3 separate regions of the Homo sapiens genome follow, and all the other regions are linked to region 1. A link is a contact called in ENCODE Hi-C or POLR2A ChIA-PET data. All regions are on one chromosome and are shown on one strand. The core of a region is the stretch at or near the end of the contact, and the rest is flanking DNA. Distances in the headings are between cores, read along the strand shown.

What was found. Hi-C counts contacts between places; a loop is a spot of excess contacts on that map. ChIA-PET counts read pairs that join two places held with the same protein, here RNA polymerase II (POLR2A). Pooled maps may share reads with other maps.
Region 2: a loop to region 1 is called in a pooled map, with 4 times the contacts of the local background. The contact joins two enhancer-like sites. A Hi-C loop is called at or near these places in 5 of 168 maps with a recorded cell type or tissue (CD8-positive, alpha-beta T cell, GM12878, HCT116 and 2 more) and 7 of 50 pooled maps. POLR2A ChIA-PET finds 5 or more read pairs at or near these places in 1 of 52 experiments (naive thymus-derived CD8-positive, alpha-beta T cell).
Region 3: a loop to region 1 is called in a pooled map, with 5 times the contacts of the local background. The contact joins two enhancer-like sites. A Hi-C loop is called at or near these places in 11 of 168 maps with a recorded cell type or tissue (aorta, ascending aorta, cardiac septum and 7 more), 23 of 37 single-sample maps with no recorded cell type and 16 of 50 pooled maps. POLR2A ChIA-PET finds 5 or more read pairs at or near these places in 16 of 52 experiments (AG04450, BJ, CD4-positive, alpha-beta T cell and 10 more).

Annotation. Positions count from the first base shown.
Region 1 is chr9:70,523,045-70,528,105 of GRCh38, reverse strand. All of the region lies in intron 3 of KLF9-DT (KLF9 divergent transcript), which reads right to left. Among named protein-coding and RNA genes, the nearest start is that of KLF9, 110 kb to the right of the region's middle. Within about 2 kb of position 2,350, at least 2 of the 41 ENCODE cell types and tissues checked have a DNase peak (open chromatin) inside an H3K27ac peak, as active enhancers do.
Region 2 is chr9:70,464,963-70,470,023 of GRCh38, reverse strand. All of the region lies in intron 3 of KLF9-DT (KLF9 divergent transcript), which reads right to left. LOC105376079 (a long non-coding RNA gene) reads left to right here. Exons shown (of 3, transcript XR_929917.3): 3 at 3,535-3,625. Among named protein-coding and RNA genes, the nearest start is that of KLF9, 53 kb to the right of the region's middle. Within about 2 kb of position 2,568, at least 2 of the 41 ENCODE cell types and tissues checked have a DNase peak (open chromatin) inside an H3K27ac peak, as active enhancers do.
Region 3 is chr9:70,560,728-70,565,788 of GRCh38, reverse strand. All of the region lies in intron 22 of TRPM3 (transient receptor potential cation channel subfamily M member 3), which reads left to right. Among named protein-coding and RNA genes, the nearest start is that of KLF9, 150 kb to the right of the region's middle. Within about 2 kb of position 2,313, at least 7 of the 41 ENCODE cell types and tissues checked have a DNase peak (open chromatin) inside an H3K27ac peak, as active enhancers do.

The DNA of each region.
Region 1 (5,061 bases), core at 1,101-3,600:
GTCATTGCTATATTCTTAAGTCTATTTAAAAAGAAGTACAGAGAAGCATATATGGTCTGTCTCAGTCCATTTGGGCTGCTATAACAAAATACCTTAGGCTGGGTGATTAATTTATAAAAAGAGAAACTTATTGCTTACAGTTCTGGAGGCTGGGAAGGCCAAGATCAAGGCACCAGCAGACTCGGTGTCTGGTAAGGGCTTGCTCTCTGCTTCACAGATGGCACCTTCCTGCAGCCTCACATGGGGGAAGGTGCAAGGGAGCTTCCTTGAGCCTCTTTTAAAAGGACACTAATCCCAGTCGTGATGGTGAAGCCTTCATAACTTAATCACTTCCCAAAGATCCCTAATACTATCACACTATTAGTTTCGAACGTGAATTTTAAGGTGACACCAACATTCAGACCATAGCATGTTCTAATATCAATTTTTGTAAAAATTAAACCAGGCATATAGATTATGGATGTATTTGCATATGAATAGTAAAAGTCCAAAAGAATATCACAGAAGAGAATAAAATTTTTGCAACAGAACTTTTTTTTCACAAAAATTCAAATGCTGTGTAAGGGCAACCTAAAGTGACCTAAGTAAAATTAATGCAAGTATCACTAGACATGAACCAGGAGGATTTTCTTTGCTTTCTTTCTCCTCAGAAACCTGTTGTAGGTATTGTGACAATAATCATAAGCCTTATAATGGCAGGTCATCTTCTCCAAGGTATGGTAAAGCTGGAATAAAAGAAAATAAAAATGGTAGCAATGGTTTAACTATTAATGTTGGGAAATTATAATTTTAGGCATAAATATAATCAATGCCTTTTGAGCAGCTACTTTGTTCCTCTAGAAGAACTGAAAATTTTATTAAAAAAGCAAGACAGTCATGACTAAAAAGATAATTACATGTTTTAGTTATTTAATTAGAGCTGTTGAAAAAATGGGGACAAGCAGCCTAAGTTTAGCTCATCAACACTAAAACTATTCAAGTAGAAGCAAAATAGCCACCAGAAAGGCAGCGTATGGATGGTTTCCCACATTTGGGTTGGAAATTGGACTAAAAAATCTGCTCTGAGACTCTGTGTAGAACAGACTCAAAATCTTCTTAGAATAAAAGGAAAGAATGAACATTTGTAGCCTAGAAGGACCTGAAGGAATCGGGCAAGACTAAAGAAGCCAGGAGGTAGAGTCTGGCATTTCCAAGCCTGGAGTCCCAGGCAAAAACAAAGGTGTAGCCGCAAGAATAATTGAGGCAGGCCAGGCGCGGTGGCTCACACCTGTAATCCCAGCACTTTGGAAGGCCAAGGCAGGTGGATCACCTGAGGTCGGGAGTTCGAGACCAGCCTGACCAGTAGAGAGTATTTTAGTCTCTACTAAAAGTACAAAATTAGCCAGGCATGGTGGTGCATGCCTATAATCCCAGCTACTCGGGAGGCTGATGCAGGAGAATTGCTTGAACCCAGGAGGTGGAGGTTACGGTGAGCCAAGATCGCACCATCACACTCCTGCCTGGGCAACAAGAGCAAAACTCCACGTCAAAAAAAAAAAGAAAAGAAAGAATAATTGAGACAAATGCCTGGGCTCCAGTTGGAAACCAACCTAACCAGAGCGGAGGATTCACATTGGAGATTTGCCGGAAAGTATGGCAATCCCTTATATTCATTTAATCTCAACACATTTATGAGATTGCCATTAATATTCCCATGTCCCAGATGGGAAAAAATGGGGTTCATTATTTTATTTTGTTTTATTTTATTATTTTGAGACAGGGTCTCACTTTTTTGCCCAGGCTGGAGTGCAGTGGCATAATCTCGGCTCACTGCAACCTCTGCCTCCCAGGTTCAAGCAATTCTCCTGCCTCAGCCTCCCTAGTAGCTGAGACTACAGGCACACACCACAAGGCCTGGCTAATTTTTGTATTTTTAGTAGAGTTGAGATTTCACCATGTTGGCCAGGCTAGTCTTGAACTCCTGACCTCAAGTGATCTGCCCGCCTCGGCCTCCCAAAGTGCTGGATTACAGACCTGAGCCACCGCACCCAGCCCCATCATTTTATACATCAATGGTTTGAACGTTATTCTGTGATGAAAAGAAAGCGACTGAAAAATTCTGGTCCAAAATGTGGGCTGTAACATTATGGCATGGCAAGGGAGAGGGTAGGTACAGTGAGACTAATTGCAGGATTCCAGGCTCCAGGTGATAAAACCTTATAGATTAAAAGACACTTTGGAGAAATTTCACAACTCAATTCAGGAAATATTTCTTGGATATCCACAATTTGAAAAACACTTGACTAAGTGCTAGTACCTTCTGTGTGAAATGTCAGCCTCTTACTCAATTTCCTGGTGAACAATTAGTCATATTTCATAGAGGACTATTTTTCAGTGTATGAGCATGACTTGAAATGCCTCCTTGCTGGCAGTCATTTTGTGCAATATGGAAGAGCTCTATACCTTTGGCTACACCCTTAGAGAAGGAGGCATTGACCCAAGAACACCAATCAGAGTTTTTTCTTTGAGGATCTGGAATAGAGTTGAGAGAGCTGAGCAATTCCGGGTATTGAAACCATAACTTATAGTCTCAGGAATTGTCAGCAATCATGTTTCTACATACTGGCTGACTTGCAGAAGAAGTCAGTCTGCCAAAAAATACAGAAATTAATAAAGACACAGAGACGGGGCAGATACATAAAACGAAGTTTCTAGGCTCTTCCTGGAACATGGCTATCATCTCACCTTTGATGTCTAAAGCCATATCAGTATCTTTAAAATAAATTTTCTCTTTAGTAGGCTGAATAATGGCCCCCAAAGATGTCCATGTCCTAATCCTCAAAAATCTGTGAATGTTACCTTATATGGCAAAAGGGATTGTGCCAATGTGATTAAGAATCTGGAGATGGGTAGATGATCCTGGATTCTCCAGATGGGTCCAGTGTAATCACAAGAGACTTGTAAAAGTGAGGCAGGAGGAATCAGATTCAGAAAGTAGACTATGTGACAAGAGAAGCAGAGATTGAAGTAATACAATGTAAAGATGGAGGATGTGGCCACAAGCCAAGGAATACAGGAGCCCTCCAGAAGCTGGAAAAGACAAGGAATGCATTCCTCTCCTAGAGTCTCCAAAAGTAACTGGAACCACAGATATCTTGATTTTAGTTCCTTCAAACTCATTTTGGATTTCCGACTTTCAGAATTGTAAGAGAATAAATATGTGTTATTTTAATTCACTGTTTCTGGTGTTTTATTATAGCAGCAATAGGGAAGTAATGAACCCCTTCCCCACCTTCACGTTTTTAAAAAATCACGTTGGTGTCTAATTTTGTGCAACCACAGACTCTAAGTCTACTATATCTTTTTAATACTAAGATGTCAGCGACTATAAGAAACACCACCAAAATAATACCAGATTTGGGAAGACAGAAATATTGCCACATTAAATGTATACATTGATCAAAAATTATATCCTGGATTCAGGATGTAAAAAACAATGTGCTTAGATTTAATAAAATAAGACAGTATATCCTTCAAGTCACAACTAAAGGATACATTGCCTTCACAACTCTGCCTCTATGAAGCATTCTCCAGCCTACCACAATGAACTTTCCTTTCCTGACCAATGATATGGTTTGGATTTGTGTCCCTGACCAAATCTCATGTCAAATTGTAATCACCAATGTTGGAGGAAGGGCCTGGTGGGAGGTGATTGGATCATGGTGGCAGAATTTCCCTTTCCTGCTTTCTTGAAAGTCAGTGAGTTCTCATGAGATCTGGTTGTTTAAAAGTATGTGGCACTGGCCAGGCATGGTAGCTCATGCCTGTAATTCCAGCAGTTTGGGAGGCCAAGGTGAGTGGATCACTTGAAGTCAGGAGTTCGAGACCAGCCTGGCCAACGTGGTGAAACCCCATCTCTACTAAAAATACAAAAATTAGCAGGGCGTGGTGGTGCATGCCTGTAGTCTCAGCTACTAGGGAGGCTGAGGCAGGAGAATCGCTTGAAGCTGGGAGGTGGAGGCTGCAGTGAGCTGAGATCACACCACTGCACTCCAGCCTGGGTGACAGAGTGGGACTTCATCTCAAAAAAACAAAAAGTGTATAGCACCTCCCCCTTCTCTGTCTTCCTCCTTCTCCAGCCATGTAAGACGTGACTGCTTCCCCTCAGCCTTCTGCCGTGATTGTAAGTTTCCTGGGGCCTCCCCAGCCATGCTTCCTGTATAGCCTGCAGAATCGAGAGCAAATTAAACTTCTTTTCTTTATAAATTATCCAGTCTCAGGTAGTTATTTAGAGCAATGCAAGAACAGACTAATACAACAACACATCAAGCGTTGCATTTGTCCTCTATCACAGCAATTGTCCTTCTACGCAATACTGGTAAGTTCACCTGTTTATCTCCCAGCCAGACAGTGAGAGCCCTGGTCCCTAGCTTAGTGCCTGCAAATAGCATGAATGAAGAAATAAATGAATAGACAGTTCCTGCCCTCAACAAATTCCCAATCTGGTAGAAACACATATGTTACCATACGAATCAAACTTTTCAAAGCACCATTAACAGATTATATAAACAGAGTCCTCTAGATTACAGAGTGTACTTTTAATGTACATTCAAATTTGCAATAACTGGAAAGAAGGGTTGAAAGAAAGCTTGGAGGGGCTTCTCAGAAGAGGTGATATTTGAGCTCAAATATGTTGGCCTTGAAGAATGAGTGGAATTTCAAGAAGCAGAAAAGAGGGAGCAGGGAAGAGATTTCAGGAAAAGTAGTATAGCATGACCAACAAGAATCACAATGGCATGAAAACACAACAGAGCGCTGGAAGACAGGTGAGAGATTTATTGTGACTGGAGCATATGCCAACATATTGGAAGTGGAATGCTCTAGATATGAGCTAAGGAAAATTTGAACTAGGTAAAAGCTAAAGATGACCTGAAAGTGGAAATGATAGAGGAAGCCTGTAATACTGTGAAATATTTGTTATTTGACCCCATTGCCTAGCATACAACTTCTAAAATCCTTAGAATCTCCAAAGTGACACCTTTTCATATTCTAGTGAGCTGACTGATGGTTGGCAGCCCCTAA
Region 2 (5,061 bases), core at 1,319-3,818, 58 kb after region 1:
CTTAAGGGTGATACAAATTTTAGCTGCCTAGATTATCAGAAACATCAATAACAAGCTGGGCGTGTGGTGTGTGCCTGTGGTTCCAGCAGCTGGGGCAGGAGGATCACTTGAGCCCAGGAGTTCGAGGCTGCAGTGAGCTATGATGGTGCCAATGCACACAGCCTAAGAATAACAGAATAAGACCCTGTTCTCAAAACAAGGCAAAAAACAAACAGGCCAGGCACGGTGGCTTACATCTGTAATCCCAGCACTTTGGGAGGCCGAGGTGGGTGGATCACTTGAGGTCAGGAGTTCAAGACCACCCTGGCCAACAGGGTGAAACCCCATCTCTACTAAAATTTAAAAAAAAAAAAATAGCCGGACATGGTGGCATGCACCTGTAATCCCAGCTACTCTGGAGTCTAAGGGAGGAGAATGGCTTGAACTGAGGAGGTGGAGGTTGCAGTGAGCTGAGATCGCACCATTGCACTCCAGCCTGGGCAAAAAGAGGAAAACTCTGTCTCAAAAAAAAAATTATTAATAACAATAGTAGGAATAAGTGCTGCTCAGACCCAAATGCATGCACCAGAGACCAAGAGCCATTTTGCCTTCCCCTCAGGAGTCCCCATCCATGCATAGCAAGAGTTGGGGCAGAGCTCCCTGCTGTTCACTTGGCACTTCACACTTGAAGACCATCCTTTCCAGCCTTGAGGCCTTCTGTGGATGTCACTGCCCTCCTGCTCATGTGCCACATGTAGACATTTAAGGGAATCTAATACAAAACAAGTTTTACAAAGTGCTGTGTTTCTAGCAAGAGAACCACAGGCCCATTAGATGTAGCCATCTGACTGGTTTTGGAGGGAGAGAAAAAGCTCACATGAGGAGAAAACAGAAAAAGGAAAGAAAGAGAGAGAGAGAGACAGCAAGAAAGAAAGAAAGAAAGAAAGAAAAGAAAAGAGGAAAGAAAGAGAAAGAAAGAAAAGAAAAAAGAAAAGAAGTCATTAGAGAAGAGAAGAAAAGAAAACAGGACCAAGGTAAATACTTAAGAAACACAATTTAAGAATCTTAAGTCAGATCTTTCTATCACAGGGTTGTGGTGAGCACAAAACCTTCTCCATACATGTCCCTGCCTAACCACAATTTAAGCACAGTGTTTTGTAAATAATGGGTGCCAACACAGTCAATACATATCCACTAACTTCCCTGGGATAGGCAAGGTGAGAACCAGACAAGAGTCGTATGGGGCCCTCCCCTGAAGAAATTTGTCTGGTAAATGCTTGATGACTTAAATAGAAAGTTTTAGAGATCAGTTCTGGTTTATCAAAATTCCATAGTACTTTATCTGTCCCATTCTTAGGAAGCAGCTTCTCCGAAGCTTGAAGCTGACATCCCTTACCAGAGATGCCAGGCAATTGTGAAGGGCTCACTCCTGTGTCCCTCATAGCACCCAATAGAGTGCCAAGGACACAGTGCATACTCAATATAGATTGTGCACTCTAGTGAGAGTGTACTTCTACAAAACTAAGAGGAACCGATGTAGCACACCCCCAACCTGTACTTAATATGCAGTGAATTTCAGGCAGAGGAAGGAGGGTGGTGCTCCAGGCCACACAGCCAGCAATGTGGTCAGAAAAAGGACCCTGGTCCTTAACTTCTTGCTTTCCATATACTCTCTTTCCAAGGAAATTAGATCCCAAGTTGGAAGAGGGATTTGATTCAAAGAACTAACCGTGAGGACAGTAGAAATGTGAAAACAGTCTCATCCTTGTCTCTTTTGACATTGAATTTTTTTTTTTTGAGACAGTCTTGCTGTATTGCCCAGGCTGGAGTGCAGTGGCATGATCATAGCTCACAGCAGCCTCGACCTCCTGGGCTCAAGCAATCCTCCTGCCTCATTCAGCTTCCTGAGTAGCTGGGACTATAAGTGTGCACCAACACGCCCAGCTAATTTTTGTACTTTTTGTAGAGACAGGGGTCACACTATGTTGCCCAGGCTGGTCTTGAACTTCAGGTCTCAAACAATCCTCCTGCCTTGGCCTCCATTATTTACAAAACACTGTGCTTAAATTGTGGTTAGGCAGGGACATGTATGGAGAAGGTTTTGTGTTCACCGCAACCCTGTGATAGAAAGATCTGACTTAAGATTCTTAAATTGTGTTTCTTAAGTGCTCGGATTATAGGTGTGAGCCACCATGCCCAGCCTCTGCCCGCTCTTCTAGCTCTTTGTTCCTGAAGTCTCCTTCCCCATCTATGGTGTTAGTCAAGCAGAAGATGCTGGCAGAAAGGTCTGCAGCTGCTGCAGCCAAACAGCAGCAGCAAAGGCTAACCTCCCATGGAGGGAAGGGAACAGCAACTGTCAGGGAGTGCATGGCAGTCCTCAAGGCAGGCACAAGAAGAAAATGGGATTTGTCCAGTGCAAACTGTGTAACGGCTGAGCCAAGGAAATGCAGTCTGTTTCTTCCTGGCCTGTTCAACCAGATCAGCCCCGACTCCTACTCAAGTACTAGACTTCAGCTGTTGAGATTTGAAGAAGTCCCTTTTCCACCCAAGCTTGGAACCAATTGAGACAGTCACAAGAGTCAGGCAGATGGAGATGAAACACCACCCGTATTACTCATAAAGGCTGGGTGGGGAGATAGGCCGTAGGTGTGCAGCGAGATTGAGCTTTCTAATACTAAATCCCAGAATCAGACAGACTCACCCACCCAGTCACAGGCAGCTCTGGAGGCCTGCAGGCCCCCAGCAGAGGCAAAGGTAAGTGGTACTGGAGCAGAGCAGGATAGGGGCTCTCTGCTGGCTGGCCAGGCCCATGAGAGGGAGGAATTGAGCCACACAACTCACTTCCCTCTACAAAACTCATCATTCTATTAAGTCACCCATCTTCTCCTGGGAGGGGTGAGTCAAAGGATACGGAAAGTCCAGAATATTACTGTAATAGAAGGCCCTGCTACATGGAAGCAACATCATGAGTGGTAAGCAAGCCCTCCCCCAACATGAGTCAAGACAAACCAAGCTGCATGTAACAGCGGAGGTTGTCTGAAAGGCTCAGGAAATAATGTTCTTTACTGGGCACAGTGGCTCATGCCTGGAATCCCAGCACTTTGGGAGTCTGAGGTGGGAGGATGGCTTGCATCCAGGAGTTCAAGACCAGCCTGGGCAATGTGGCAAGACTCCATCTTGCCCGTAATCTCAACACTTTGGGAGGCTAAGGTGGGCAGATCACTTCAGATCAGGAGTTCAAGACCAGCATAGCCAAACATGGTAAAACTCTGTCTCTAATAGAAATACAAAAATTAGCCTGGCGTCATGGTGCACTCCTGTAATCCCAGCTACTCAGGAGGCTGAGGTGCCAGAATCACTTGAACCTGGGAGGTAGTGGTTGCAGTGAGCAGAGATCACACCACTGCTCTCCAGCCTGGGTGACAGAGCGAGACTCTGGCTCAAAAAAAAAAAGAAAGAAAGAAAAAAATAAAACGATGCTCTTCTTTTTCCCCGATCTTCTTCCTCTTCCCACGAACCGTGCTCCTGACTTTCTGGTACTCACTCTCCTTACAGCTGCCCCTCTGTAGTTTGGGTCATGGCACTCTTGCATGAAGGAAAGGAGTAACAACTAAACCGGAGATTTTTACTTCAGTGATGGTTGAAGCGGCACATTCCACAAGGTAGAGAATGAAGAAGTGATACAGGAGCAGGGGCAGGGAAGTGCTGGGAGGAGAAGGGTGGGGTCCCTGGCGAGGGAGCCACCCTCGGGTCTGTGCCCACGGACCTAGGTGAGGACAGGCACTCCTGTTTTCACACCCAAATGTTGCATTTTCCAAGATGACCCTGGCCCGCCATGCCCCCATTCTGTGCCTATAAAAACCCCCGAAACCCTAGTGGGTAGAGACACAAGCAGCTGGACGTCAAGAGGAGCACACGGGCAGAACATACTGGCAGGCTCCAGCAGACCCTGGCAGGCCATCCACCGGTGGAACAAGGAAGCCAGAGGAATTTGGCCGGGGTGGTTGGAGTTGAGTCTGGCTACTGAGCAACAGACTCCAGGGAAAACCACCTTCCCACTCTGTCCCCCTTCTGGCTCCCCATCCATCTGCTGAGAGCTACTTCCACCATTCAATAAAACCCTGCACTCATTCTCCATGTATTTTTGTATGTAGGATAAAATTCAAAACACTTAACTGTGCCCACATGTGATGCAATTTTTCCGATACACTAAGGCAAGAACCCCAAGACGAAAAGCCCTCTGTCCTTGCAATAAGGCAGAGTGTCTAATTGAGCTGATTAACACAAGCCGCCTACAGATAGCAAAACTAAAAGAGCACACTGTAACACATGCCCCACTGGGGCTTCAGGAGCTGTAAACATTCACCCCCAGACGCTGCCGTGGGGTCAGAGCCCCACAACCTGCTCATCTGCCTGCTCCCCCTAGAGGTTTGAGCAGCGGGGGGCACTGAAGAAGCGAGTCACAGCCCCATGGCATGCTCTGCGAGGGGGACAAGGGAACTTTTCCCATCTCAGAAGGAGGAGCAGGTCAGATTGGTGTACTGGCTGAGGAGGACTGCCTCCTAACCTCTTCCCTTTCTTCCCAAAAGAATGAAGAACACAAGCAAAAATAATCTAAAATCATTTCATATTACTGTTCAGAGCCAGAGGGGAATTCTGGTATAATATCAAATATATTTGGTGCTCCTGAAACCCTTGGAATAATTTCCTGAGTTATAGGAGTGTATTTTGCTATTCATAATAAGCCCCTTTGGATCACACCTGAGTTTATGCTAATGAGGTGACTTAGGGTAGGGCCCCTGGAGAGCCTCAGGATGGGGGCTGTCACCAGAAAGACCAAGTGATCTAAGGGCTGGAACTTGCAGCTCCATCCAGATCTCTGGGAAAGAAAGGAGAAGAAGCTGGAGGTAAAGTTCTATAAAACCTGTTGTACAATAAGATTTGAAAGCTTTAGGATTGTGGAGCTTGTGGAGGTGGTTGGAGGGTGGTGCCTGAGGGCATGGAATCTCCATGCTCCTTCTTACATATCTATGCGACTCTTCCATCCAGGCTGGAGTGCAGTGGCATGATCTCGGCTGGCCG
Region 3 (5,061 bases), core at 1,064-3,563, 38 kb before region 1:
AAGGTTAGTGCCTTGTGTCTAGTGACTTCACAAAATGATTTAGTAATGTGGGATAATGTGATTATTTAAAATATAATTTAAAAAATGATGAACAGCAAAGTGCCTTGCCTATTCTTTCCCTCTTGGCCCGCCCCCGCCCCCACCGCAATTCACTTGATTGGTATCTCAGTTTATTATTTTTTAACAGATAAATCTAGGCTGGGCACAGTGGCTCATGCCTGTAATCCCAGCACTTTGGGAGGCCAAGGTGGGTGGATCACATGAGGTCAGCGGTTCGAGACCAGCCTGACCAACATGGCAAAACCTTGTCTCTACTAAAAATACAAAATCAGTTGGGCATGGTAGCTTGTGCCTGTAATCCCAGCTACTTGGGAGGCTGAGGCAGGAGAATCACTTGAACCCAGGAGTTGGAGGTTGCAGTGAGCTGAGATCACACCATTGCACTCCAGCCTGAGCAACAAGAGCAAAACTCTGTCTCAAAAAAAAAATAAAAATAAAAACAGATAAATCTGCCAAGATGAAAATGTTTATTTGTTGTATTTTAACTGACGTGTCAATGTTGCTCTGGGAAAGAATAACGTTGTTAGCCCACTATACAAGGGTGTGCTGTCACCCAACTATTTTATCATATTCCTAGCAGTTCATATGCAGCATACATTTGGACACATAGTCCCAACACAAGAGCCAACAGCTGCTTAGATTCTAAGCGGAATGTGGACTGCCTATTGTCTGGATTCTTGGTTGTTTGAGGAGCATCACTTGAAGCGTGAAAAGCTCAAGTTTTAACAGTAAACAGAGCTTGGGATCCAGAGGGCACAGAGAGGAATTAGTGCCTGCAGATCAGAGAGATTCGAGCCTGAACCGTGAGCTGTAAGTACAGATGTGTTTCTTGCATTGTCTCTTACCAGGGGATTTGTAAATAATGTCAGCAGGAACTTATTTGCTTATATACGCATTCCTGAATATTAGGAGCCACATTGATCATTTCTGTAGATATCATATAACCCCTCAGGCACAATGCAATGGGAGTCGACAAGAGCCATAGATTATTTCTTTGGAGGTGGTGTAGCCTCATGTCCCCTGATGTGCATTTACACATAGACATGCAGTCTGGCTCACTGGACTGATCCTTCCAGGCACAGAGAGCCCTGATATGAGGTTGCTGGTTCTTTTCCTAAGAAGGCCCCTCTTGAAGAGGGCCCTGGCTCTTCCCTCTTTGAATACTCTAATACCCTAAATATGCATGGGCTTCTGAAAAGTAATACAATTCCATTTTAAACAGAAACAACAAGCATATTCCTTAGTGTGTGGCCTGTAGGCTGAGGTAGTGTGGACTCACAGGGAAAACCTTCCACAGTAAAGGCAATGAGAATGGACTCCAGCTCCCTTCACCTACAGGGGAAGGGGTGCCTCCTCCTGCCCTCATTGCTCAGAAAGGTGTATTGTTGCGTGTCAGGGAGTTGTGATGAATTATAGGTAGGTGGACAGCAACACAAAAATCTGAAAGAGTAACTTATTTTATGTTTTCTCTGAAATTTTTCTGTTGTTTTGGTTTGAAGAAGGAAAGAACTTATCTAATCCTATTTCGTATATGCAAATATCAAAAGGAAGGTGTAATGATGATGATGAGGCAAGCCCTGAGTAAAACTGAGTTAAACACAATTATTTCCATTCTTCTAACCCTTCCCAGAGCTTCCCTCTCCCTTCTCACAGCCCCTCCCTTCTCTGATGAAACTACTAGGCAAGGAAACTGATTCCTTCTGAAGTCTTAGCGACTATGTTCTCAACCAGAGAAAAATGTTGATTGTAAGAAAACAAAACTACACAGAGTAGGTTCAATAAAGACTGACTGTAAGTGCCTAAGAGAAAACCACAGAGGCATTCAAAGACAGGAAGCAGAGCACGACATGCGTGAGCTGACTGGGAACAAAACCAGAAGTGGTTTTGTAAAGTCAGAATCAGAAGACATGACCACACTCATCTGCTTTTCTCTATACTTCTCTCCTGCCTCAATCAATAATCAATCAATCATTTCTCTCTTTCTCTCTTGCTCTCTCTCCCATTTCCTTTCTCCCTTCCTCCACCATCCCTCTCTCATATGGCTTGCTTTACATGACCCAGTGAGGTCAGGCTCTATATGTTCTTTAAGTACATGCCATCATCTAACTTAAGTCTCTGCACTTCTGTTTTATTTCTAAACACAAAGAGTCTGATTAGTCACTGGCCATTCAATGAACTCACTCCTTCTTGGTCAATGGTGGAATCTGCTCCAATCATCTGTAGCCTGAATTGGGTGAAAGGAGAAGTGAAGAAATGAGGAAAGGACTTTGTCAGCCTGAAGGACGTAGGGCTACCTCTTCCAGCTGTGAGCAGGGCAAGGGAAATTTAGCTTGTTTATCAGGTATCTATCAACACAAAAATGATACAGGAAAAACCACCCTAGAATTCAGAACTTAACGCCATAAGCACGTATTGAGCTCAGAAGACTGAGAGTTGGCTGCATGGTTCTTCTGGTCTGGGCTGGGCTCAATCACCTGCCAGGAGGTCAGCGGGCTATCACCTCCTCCAGAACAGCCTCAGCTCAGAAAACAAGCACCTAGAAGCAAAGGTTCCCTGTGTTTCATTCTCCAACAGGCTAGCTCATGCATGTCTCTTATGGTAATGGCGGAAGCCAAAAAGTGGAAACAGAAACATTAAGGGCTTTTCCAAGGTTCTGTGTGGGTCACATTTGCTAACATTCCATTCACCAAAGCAAACCACATGGCCAAACTCAGAATCAAGAGGTGAAGAAAGAGATCCCACCTGTTTAGTGATAGAAACTCTAACATCACATGACAAAGCAGTGTGGATCCAGGGAGGGGAGAGAAATTGGGGCTGTTAATGCAATCGATCTCCTAATCATGACAGCAAACCCACTGGCGTGTACAATAGGCTAGTTTAGATATATATTCTTCCAAGGCAAGATTTGCATAAAATATTTCTGATATTAATTCCTGATGCAAAATAATGAAATACTAAGGTTAGAATTTTGAAGCCCTCTTCAAATAAATAATTTTTGTTTCCAGGTAAAGCTAGATATATAGGATAGGAAGAACATGGAACCAAGTAACAGGGAATTGAATTCTCCCCACTTCTCCCCCAGGACGCTCTTCCCCCCATACCTCCCCCCTGCCCAACACACACACAACATACCTAGATTTGCGACATCCTGCTAATTTACTGGATTAAAAAATGAGACATTGAGCTTAATAGTGGGTTCTGAATAGCTCAAAGCTGAAACTGTGTGCACATAGCAGATAGACCAGAAGCCAAGATGGCCCTGAAGAGTTGGAGGCTATATCATTGGTCCCTTTTTTTCCCCAGGTAGGGGCTGAATTCCATTTAATGCAGTGGGAGCTAGTTTGCTTTTCTACCAGGAATAAAAAGATTAAGGTTCTACAAGTGGCCTACAGTTGGCTCCTGGGATAGATGATTCAGTTTGGGGCAAATTCAAGTCTTTTGCTCCTTTTCCTGGAATCGTGGAGTGACAAAATATCAGGAATAGATGGAGTTTAGAGATAATCTAATCCAGCATTTCCCAAACTTCAGTCAACCACATACCCCCATTCACTAGTTTATAACCTTTGTTCTACTCTTAAATATTTTTTGTTAAATTGGCTCATTTTTTAGAAACTTAATTTATTTTTAAAGATTTAGGGTCACAAGTTGAAAATCAGTATCATTTGACATAAATAGAGGATAACCACAAAATAAACAGAATGAAAAACGCTACATTGTTGTGAAATTCTACCAGATGCTTGAGCTCAGTCTTTCCTAAAAAAGGGAATTTAGCAAACATTAAGGAAGTGTTAAAAGAATAGTATGCTTAAACTAACACTTTCTCTCTGATGGCGTCAGGAAGATGGAAAGAAGCTTGACAGTGTCATCCCTTACTATCTAGTTCAGTGCCATTTAATGCCCTGCTTGTGTGTCCTAAAGCCATCTTGGACTTCCCAAGCTGTGTGTCTGTTGCACTGTAGAGAATATCAATAACCCAACTCCCTTTGTTCATGGATGGAGAAACCAAGGCCTCCCACCAATTTCCAGTGGCTGCCTTTGCGCCATATCATTATCAGTTAGCATCTTACCTAGTGTTTGGGTTAGGTGAAGAGAAAAAACTTAAGCCACAAAAGAAGTAAAAGGGGATGCTAGTAGATGGTGCTTTTGACTCTAGAAAGTTGGGCTTGCCTGGTTTTCAGCGACCTTTGCTCTTCTTGTCCATTATAAGAGGATATTGGCAGTCACCTACTGAAAGCAATAGAAAGAGCCTCATGTTTCCACAGAGAAAACCTCCACCTGGACCCACCACAATCAAAGAGCCTCAGATAAGGAAACTTCTAGAAAGATGTAGCCATGCAAAGGGAGGCATCTCCAGTTGTCTTGCCAAGGAAAACGTTGTGTCAGGAAAAGGCCAAAGGGCAGCGTTATCTAAATCAAATTTGTCCTCCCAGTAAAGCCACAGCAGCTGTGCTAATGGCATTCTAAATCCTCCATGGCGAACTGTATAGATTTTCAAAAGGAGGTGGAGAAATCCTCTTTGTCTCGTTATCTTTTCAAGATGGATTTTTAGATGAAAATCCTTTCTATAAAAAAAATAGGATAAATGTAGTCAGATACTCAACTAAGCTCTTTATTCCATTGCTTGTGATTTGGACTGAGCTTTTGAAACATTTCTTCAGACAGGAGAGGAAGGGGCATTCTTCAAGAAATATCCTTTTTTGCCATATTTTTAAGGATGACTCTGATTATATCAAACATTGGTGTTCCATTTTAAATTTCTCTGACTTTTTAGGGACAAGATGGTGTGCATATTAAATAAATAAATACTTCTTTTCCCTGCATATTATAGGATGAAATCAACAGGGCAAGTGTCTTAATCTTTGGGGTGGAGGTGCCTGCCCCTGATACCTCTTACTTGAACCTAATTTCTCTCTCCACCCTCTGAACTTTTAAACTGTTCTGTGTACTCGTACTTCATCTGAACGGCTCAGGCCAAGTTATTCATGTTGATAGGGACAAGAA